Regions from separate parts of the Homo sapiens genome. Here region 2 is linked to region 1. A link is a loop called in an ENCODE intact Hi-C map of the cell type or tissue named here. Cell type or tissue: PC-3. All regions are shown on one strand. Links, peaks and the distances in the headings refer to the core of each region. The heading gives the core; the rest is flanking DNA. Region 1 overlaps LOC105375161 (a long non-coding RNA gene). Region 2 overlaps LOC107986770 (a long non-coding RNA gene).

The links. Hi-C counts contacts between places; a loop is a spot of excess contacts. Peaks named below come from ENCODE experiments on the same cell type or tissue, not always from the same donor. Only the 100,000 strongest peaks of a DNase experiment are listed, where the experiment ranks them.
Region 2: it touches region 1 in a loop (11-fold over the local background); 8 of 110 quality-filtered maps call a loop at or near these places.

Annotation. Positions count from the first base shown.
Region 1 is chr7:13,723,851-13,728,257 of GRCh38, reverse strand. All of the region lies in intron 1 of LOC105375161 (a long non-coding RNA gene), which reads right to left. Among named protein-coding and RNA genes, the nearest start is that of ETV1, 260 kb to the left of the region's middle. In PC-3, for the core only: a CTCF peak has its summit at 2,647; a DNase peak (open chromatin) is centred at 3,177; H3K4me3 peaks cover 420 bases; H3K27ac peaks cover 1,198 bases.
Region 2 is chr7:13,522,731-13,527,137 of GRCh38, reverse strand. All of the region lies in intron 2 of LOC107986770 (a long non-coding RNA gene), which reads right to left. Among named protein-coding and RNA genes, the nearest start is that of ETV1, 460 kb to the left of the region's middle. In PC-3, for the core only: a CTCF peak has its summit at 1,839 (motif pointing left); a DNase peak (open chromatin) is centred at 1,847; H3K4me3 peaks cover 435 bases.

The DNA.
Region 1 (4,407 bases), core at 154-4,153:
GCTAAATTTGTTCTGCTTTCATCCACATTTACACTTTCCTTACAATATGTGTACCACTTTATTTTCTTAGTAGACCAGGAAGATAGAGTTCTAGGAGGCATTACTTCTGGCCCAAATGAGATCATATCAAAATCAAGAAAATCAGGAAGAGGGGTGTGTGTGTGTGTGTGAGAGAGAGAGAGAGAGGAAGAGAGAGAGAGATTCCTTAAGTGTGCAAATTTTGAGTCCAGTTTTACACATAGAAGGGTGAGATACAAACAAACATTGCATGCCAGTGGGGATTAAAACTGTAGAGCTTTTGGAAATTGGCTCCTCCCTGTGTTTGCCAAAACCAGTCTGGTGCTTTGTGTCACACTTCCCTGCCATATGCAGGCAGGCTGGCTCTTTTCCTAGGGAAACTGTTTATTTTAAAACCCACCCGAAAGATACTATTCGGTAACAGTGGTTATCTCTGTTTTCTACCATAGGAGAACCTAATATTTTGTAATTGTACAGTCTAATGGCTTCCTGTGTTCAAGTGACAAAAATCCAACTCAAACTAGCTCAAGGCAAAACAACCACAGCAAAAACAAAACCCAGCAAACAAGTTTACTGGAAGAATTCCTGGGTAGCTCAAACACTGAAGGAAGTTCTGAAGAAATAACACTGCTTTAGAGCTCTTAGCTAGATCAAGTGAAAGTCTCGAGGCTTTTTATTTTCTGTTAGTTCTCGTTTCTTGTAGCCATGTGCATTCATCTCATTCCTTTCTGTTCCCCAAGTACTGAGGAGTGCATGTGGAGGGTTCTGGCAAGAGGCCCAGGGGTTGAGTGAAGCTTCATGCCTATATCATTTCAACTTGGAGATCTGAAGGAAGGAGCTCTCACCACCCTTCTTCCCAGAAGGGTAAAGAATACCAGGGAATGCCTTTGCTTGTTCTGGCTTAGGTCCCCTGCTCTCTCCTGGACATGTCACAGTGGCCAGGCCTGCACTACATGCCCAATCCCCAGAGTTTCGCGATTGGCATTCCCTCCAGAGTTGAAGCAGAAGAAAGCCAACCCTGAGTGGAAGGGAAAGAGTTTGCTCCAGAAGAGAAGGAAGAAAGAGTGCCTAATGAACTAAACACTCAGTGACAATTACAATGATATTTCATTTCTCCTTATTACTTTACCTCCCATGGAACCTGATAGATAAGTAACAGATTTGGCTTATAAGGCTGGTGCTTTCCCTTCCAATTCAAAGCTGATTGAGGACGTAATTATGTTGTTGAACAGACAAACTACAAGTGATTAGAGTGTCTAGTGGCCATTTTAGTTTTGAATGGTAGATAAACGTACAGAAATTGGAGTTAGAATTGGGGTAAAGCCAAGGCCACTCACTTGTATTGATGTTTCATAACTTCTCTGAGCCGCATATGCTTCAGAAAATAAATGGGAGAATAATGGTACCCATTGGGTAGTATTTTACATAGATTCAACAAAATCATTTTATTTTATTTTATTACAGAAGGGGTTTCATTATGTTGCACAGGTTGACCTCAAACTCCTGGACTCAAGTGTTCCACCCACTTTAGCCTCTGGATTTGCTGGGAATACAGGTGCTTACCACTATCCCCAGCCTAAAGAGATTATTTATAAAAGCTTGTAATCAAAAACCTGCCATAGAGTAAATATTCAGTGTGTGTTAAATAGCAATAAAAGCAGTTAACAGAACCTAACAACAACAACAAAAAGAATTCTACAGTTTAATCATGAGGTAGAGATTAGAGTGAAATGGTCAGTTTTAATATACTCACAACAGACCACATTTTATATGTGTGTATTATAGATACACACATATATACATACATTCAATATACTAGTTTAGAAGGTGAGCAGCTTATTTTAAGTCATGTGAACAAGGTATGTAGAACTTCAACAATTGCTATTAATGTCAGTTCTGTTTTGATGTTTCACATATCACTGGCCAGAACTTGAACTTTTATAGTTAAGGTTTTGCATTTAAGTCTTTCCTTTTAAAATTATCTTCCATATCCATGTATATTTATGGAATCCTGGACCTTGTTCCCAAAGCTTCCCCTTTATGCAGAATATTCTATAAAAATCACTTGCTTTATTTTAAAAAGTATAAAAACTCACATATTATAAAACTTTCAAGGACATATTTGTATTTTTCTCAACTCCTTGCATGATTTAAATTACTTCTTGGTAAATACATGAACAATATGGAAAGAAGAGTCCATTTGATATTTGTAAAAAATGAATGGAATGTACCGTGAAAACAGTATATTTTAAAAGTTTCATGCGCAGAATTTATTTGACTAAGCCTATGAGAGTATTGAATTAGTGCCTTTGTAAAAAATAATTCTACTGGGGAAAAAAAGAAGATCTTACCAAATTTTAAAATTAGACAGCACTTTATTTTATAATAAAACATTATTTAATTTTTAAGAAAAATTATAATTGTTGACCACCAGATGGCTCCCATATTTTTAAAAATTCAGCAGAAAGAGTGGAAACTGTTCAAAATAAACAGATTTCAAAGAAACAAAGGTAAAGAAAATGATATAACCTGTGAAAGTTTTAACCACCTATAAAAATAATTTAAGTAACATAATTTTTAGAAATTTCTTTCTCTTAAAAAAAAATCCATTATTTGTGAACAGCAGGCACAATATACCCTTCGAATTTATGCCAATCTTTGAAACTACTATTTTTCTGTGTAAACTACTACCCCATAGGTGCTATTATTCTCCCCATTTGTTTGCCTCCTCTTTAAGTATCATTCCACCAGACATATAACAATAATGTCACATTACAAATCAAGGTTCTCCATAAAAGCAAAATAATTTTGACCTGTGTCAGCAATGGAGCCAATTCACGATGTGGGATGCATTATGCATCACAGCTCAGCTACGATGTTGCTGGTGTCATGGACAAAGTTCTAAAGGATGTGTTTTACTCATCTTAATATGTAAGCTATTAAGATAATAGACCCTGCACTTGTCACTCTGACAGCTTTTTTTAAAGGCTAAGCTGCCCAATTTGTCTTTCATTAAAAGCTCTAGTACTGTTTAGTGATATGCAGTCACTGAGCCATTGAGCTTTCAGAGTGTACGATTCTATTTTGAGAAAAATTTTGTCAATAAAAAAGGCATATGTTTCAATGAGTCATCTTAACAGAGCAAACTCATAAGAACGGGTTGACCTGCACTTCCACCCCGCTACTGAGTTTTCCCTACCTTTTCTTGTTAGCACAAAGCTTGCCCTGGTACCTCGTGCCACAGGGAAACCAGAAATATGGAGACAAGGTCTCCTTAGCCCATATGGTTTTATTTGCGTTCTGCTGGCACAGTTATAGTCATACAGTAACCAACATAAATTTTTAGTTTTATTATCACCTCTAAAAAGAGACAGAAATGTGAAAATTGAAGCCAGAAGGTTTGTATCACAGGATTAATTAGGCAGGGCCAAGTGGAGTCTCACTCCTCCTGGCAGCGAGCGCCTCAAGAAGGTGCCTGCCTTCAATTACGGAGCACACAAAGCAATTAAAAACCCTGTTTCTTTTTCCTGAGGTGTTACTTGTTACTTGATAAATCTCTTTTTTAAAATTCTCTGGGGATCTGAATTGGCTAGAGGTGCAATCTACCGGGGTAGATATTCATGAAAAATTGATTTAGCTCTAGCCTAAGTGCAATAGGTTTAAAATAAACCTGAAAGGAATGAACAGTGTGTTTCTTGGCTGACATTTTATTGGCCATTTTTTTTTAATGCACAAAAGACTAGATAATTAAGAATTGAGACATTATGGATCTCCACTAGGAGATATGAATCGAATTGGTCAGCCGTCCCAGGCATTTTATCCTAAGTCACAGTGCACATTTGATTAACCTTTCTTATGGGGTTATTTGTACATTCTATGGACAACACTGTGGTGTGCATAAGTCAGATTAAGTGCATGCCTCCCAGAACCCACATTCCCTTTCTAATAGAGAATTGGCTTGGCATGAAATTATATCTTTTTACCTGATTTACGGCCTAACCCAGAGGGATTTGAAACTTGGATCTATTGTTTTATTTCTCCAAAAGGAACTTTTCTTGCTTTTCACTGTTATTTTTGAGAATTACATTATTATCTTAACTCTGGAATGATTTATAAATATTCAGGAGTAAGTTTCAATTGTCTTCTGTACAGCTAGTTTTGTGGACTGGGATTTTACCAGTAGTACGTAAATCACCTAGCTAACCCTTTCCTCTGAAACATAAATAATTTAAAATATGCAATGTGTACAGTGTATAACTGGTACAAAGAATAGTGCTCTATCCAGACATATGAGCTTAAGCTTTATCTGTGATCTCATGCTTCCTGTTGAAAAGAGAAGCAAAAAAATTTTTTTTAATCGATAGACAAAAGACCATCATTGTAAATAGA
Region 2 (4,407 bases), core at 169-4,168, 200 kb after region 1:
AAGATTTGGATTTTAAACTCGAGTTTATTCTCAGACTCCCTTTTAATATTTGGTAAATTTTTTTAACCTTTTTGGTTTCAAGTCTTCTAATTTTCCGAATGCTAGATTATTATTAAGAACTAATGAGGCCTAGATTCCATAGCTAATGTAAGAACGCTTCTGTAAAGACTCGATTACAAACCCAGTTTTGGAAAGATCTGGTCAATAGTAATAAAGAACCAACCTATCTGATAAAAACATTTTAACTATACCCAAATTCAGAACTTGCCCAAAAAGAAGCCTGGAGCCAGGATGAAATCAGGAATTCATAGTGTCCAAATTATAATACTTATGAAAATAACTTATATTTACTCAGAGAAGTGGTTGTTAGACTTTAACGTGCATCAGAATCACATGGAGGCTGGTTTAAACACAGATTGCTGGAGACCATTGTCAGAAATTTTGATTCAGGCGGTGGGGGGGATGGAGACAGACTAGGAACTAACAAGTTCCCAGGGGTAAATGATGTTAATGGTCCAGGATCCACACTTGAGAACCACTGAGTATTACTGGTAGGTTCTCAACTTACTTTGTGCAATTAAAAACAAAAAAAAATAAACTTAGAATACAATTATTATTTGATTTCCTCTCTCTGTATCTATTTTAATACAGGTGCATGCCATATATACATATAGATATACTATATACATATGCATACATATTTGTATTTATAATTTTATATATTGTACTTATTTGTTTCTATTTTAACCACTCAGGGACCAATTCCCCTGAGGTTAAAAAATATACCTTCAGTTAATGTTTGTTGTTAATTAAAATAATTTCTGAATGTAAGGGTCATAAGAGGTACTTGGCCGTCAATGACATGGAACTGCCATGACATGCCATTCAGTGAGTCAAGAAAACACCAATTCTTATTCTTCATACCAAGAGTTTAAATATAACTGACTGCCTGAAAATATCAATCAGGTGGAAGATGAGAAAATTTAAATGCTAGTATTTATGTTTCTGACCTTGGGAATTTCATTTTTTCATAAATCCAGACACCTCTATGCCATTCTAAAAGGCTTGACTTTTAAAGTAACATTGAAATAAACCATTTGTCAAAATGGATTATCTATAATTGATCGTTCTGTTAATGATTTTAGAACCTTCAAATTTTTGTATATAGAGTTTTTATAGAATGAGACACTCATGTATTGGCTTACTGACATATCACAAAGCTTAATACAATTATAAATTTAGAGTAAGTGCCCAAATTTAGTCATTTTTAAAATTTTTCCTGAGCACTGGCTTAAAAAATCTTATACTTTAAATCTCTTTGCATGTTTGTGCATGTATTTCATAAAGTATACATCCATGCATTTACATAATTATACAAATAAATGAAAACAAAAAATGAAAAAACATATTTGAAAATCTTTCTAAGAAGTCCATTTAGATTGTAATATGAAACAATGTGTCAGAAGTATCTCCTACCTTTCTAATTTTCTTATGTTTGTACCTTGTGTTATTTTTCATATCAGTAGCTGTGATTTATACATTTAAAATTTTTATGATATTTCTTTTTTTGTCATTTGTTTATTATATCAGCATATATTGTGGGAATATTTTCTTTGGACTTTTTTTTTTTTTTTTTTTTTGTAATTGACTAGCTTTCATCTCGGTTTGTGAAAGAGAACCAGCTGTTTTCTTGAAAGATAATTTTCTGAAGCTGTTGTGGGCCATAATTACACTGCAATTACACAGCAATATCCATAAAAGCAGATGAGGATTCTATGTGTCCTTTTACCTCATTAGAGGTTGCAGAAATGATAGATGCAGCCTATCCTAGTTTGACTACTGCCCTCTATTGGCAAAATCAATTTTTGGCATAATCCAAAAGATAGAAGCAATAAAAACAGAGATAGACTGTGCTTGTTTGCTTTTGCTTTGTTTCGTTTTCAAACCATAGTAGTATATTGGGTCACCAGTTTAACATTATCAAATATTTCAAAAACTTTTTTTTTACAATTACAATTTAAAACATACTTTTAAAACCTAGCTACTTAAAATTACTTAAACTAGTGTTATGTGAATTGGGGCTTTTTTACAGCACCAAACTACAGAGCACTAATCTTTTCTTCCTCACTGGAAACCTACTTGATCATATCCATCTTTTCAGTACAGAATCAGTTGGATCTTTTCCTTGTTCCCAGTATGAATCCTCCTCTTTGAAGCAACAGTCTCCAAGCAAATTGAGATTTTTTTTTTTTTTTTTTCCTCCTGAGATGGAGTCTCACTCTGTCACCCAGGCTGGAGTGCAGTGGCGCGATCTCAGCTCACTGCAACCTCCGCCTCCCGGGTTCAAGCAATTCTCCTGCCTCAGCCTCCTGAGTAGCTGGGACTACAGGTGCGTTGCCACCACGCCCGGCTAATTTTTGTATTTTTAGTAGAGACGGGGTTTCACCACATTGGCCAGGCTGGTCTCAAACTCCTGACCTTGTGATCCGCCCACCTCAGCCTTCCAAAGTGCTGGGGTTACAGGGGTGAGCCACCGCACCCTGCTGAAAATTGACATTTTTAAGTCTTTTACTATTTCCAAAATCAGCAATTAATCAAACCTTTATTATCACCATGACAAATAAATATTTGGTCATCTGCAGAAGAAAAATTTACTCCAAATAAATTGCTGAGAAAAAGAATTTTCATTTTAGGACAGGCAATAATATTTTCCATATTATGATTGAGAAAGAAGATGTAAGAAAACCAGCTTCACAAAGCAGCTGAAACTATCTTGAGTGTTGCATTTAATGTGTGTTCTATGGTGGGAAAGGTGCACATGTACAAATAAACATCATCTTTCATGGATCTTTGATTCTGACTGGCAGATGAGGAATATAGTATTTTAATAACATTTATTTTGGCAGAAGTAGAAGGAAGTAATCTAGTTTTGTAACCAGTTGGGCAACCAGAAAAAACAAATCTTCTGTGAGTCCTTTTATGACCTTCTAGGAATGAGAACTTTTGAAAGACTTGAACATTTTTAAAAGTAAAAATAAGGTTTTTTCTAAATTTCACTTTCTTGCACTTATACCAGGTAGACTGCTGTCTTCCCATGTGACATTCTTAATGTAAGTATTTGCTGTGCAGCAAACGTACATAAATTTAGTTGCAAAGTTTCTGGACTGATGTCAAATTTAGGAGGTGAGAGAATTAAAATTAGTTCATTTCTTTGCCAACACTAACATAAATCTCGGAGCACATTTCCTCAGATGCACTAAAATGGTGACAGCTTAGTTAACCACTGGGGAAGTTTTGTGTATGAGAGCTCGTATTCATTTAACAATTTCAGCTGAGCATGATCCCACCTCAGTTGCCTCTTCCTTTGTGTAATTAATAACACCATTGGCTTTTTTGAGAAGAGGATTTATCTCACAAAACAAACAAATTTCAGGCAGAACCCATCGTGCTACGGAAAAGAAAAAGAAAAATTGTATGCCTAGAATGTCATGTCTTGTTTTTTGTTCAACTCTTTTGCCAAATGTCTGTTTGCAACTACACAGCATTTTTGAAGTGGAACATAGCTGCATAATTGACAGGCTTTTTTTTTTTTTCTAGCAATTTCAGTCACTGACTGCGAACCACTGTTGATTAGTCTTTAACAGTTGACAAAACTATGTGCACATTCAGAAAATAACCTGACAAGTACCTGGTAATATATAGAACTGGACTCTGTTATTTAACCTGTTAGTAGAGAGAAAAAAAAATCCCTTTCCTCCGCTTTCAACTACCTCACTGGCTTATTTTCTTAATGCTAGTATTTCTAAGCCATAGTTCAAGGATTTTTATTTATCCCTGATCATTGTTCCTCTTTATATATTGATATTATGATTAACCAAAAATGTCTCTTGCAAAACATATAATTATTATTTATTCATAAAATAAATATGTATTGAGTACTTACTGTGAGTCAGGCACCATTATACATGCTATGGATATGCCCCTGAACAAAACAGAAAAACTTCCTGTCCACAGAGAACTTACTTTCTACTGGAGGTGGTCAGAAAATAAATATTTAAGCATTAAATCCTTACCATGTCAAGTGGTTCTAGCTCTTATTAGGAAAAAATAAAGCAGAGGATATCTGTTAGGACTCAAGCAAGAAAGCAGAACCACTATGAATGATACAGAATATAGGAGCTTATAATAGGAACTTAACACAATAATTGACCTAATGGAATTGCAGAAGCTGATAAAGGATCTGTTCAAGGCTGTTGCCTTTGCATCTGGTGGTGGGCCTGAAGTTTCTGTTGGTCTTCAGTGCTAGCAGTTGGGAAGAAAATATGGAATTTAAGCAGGAGGAAGCAAGGACACACTGGAACTCAAAAAAACATACTAGAATCAGAGTTTGTCTCTCAGTACCTTCAG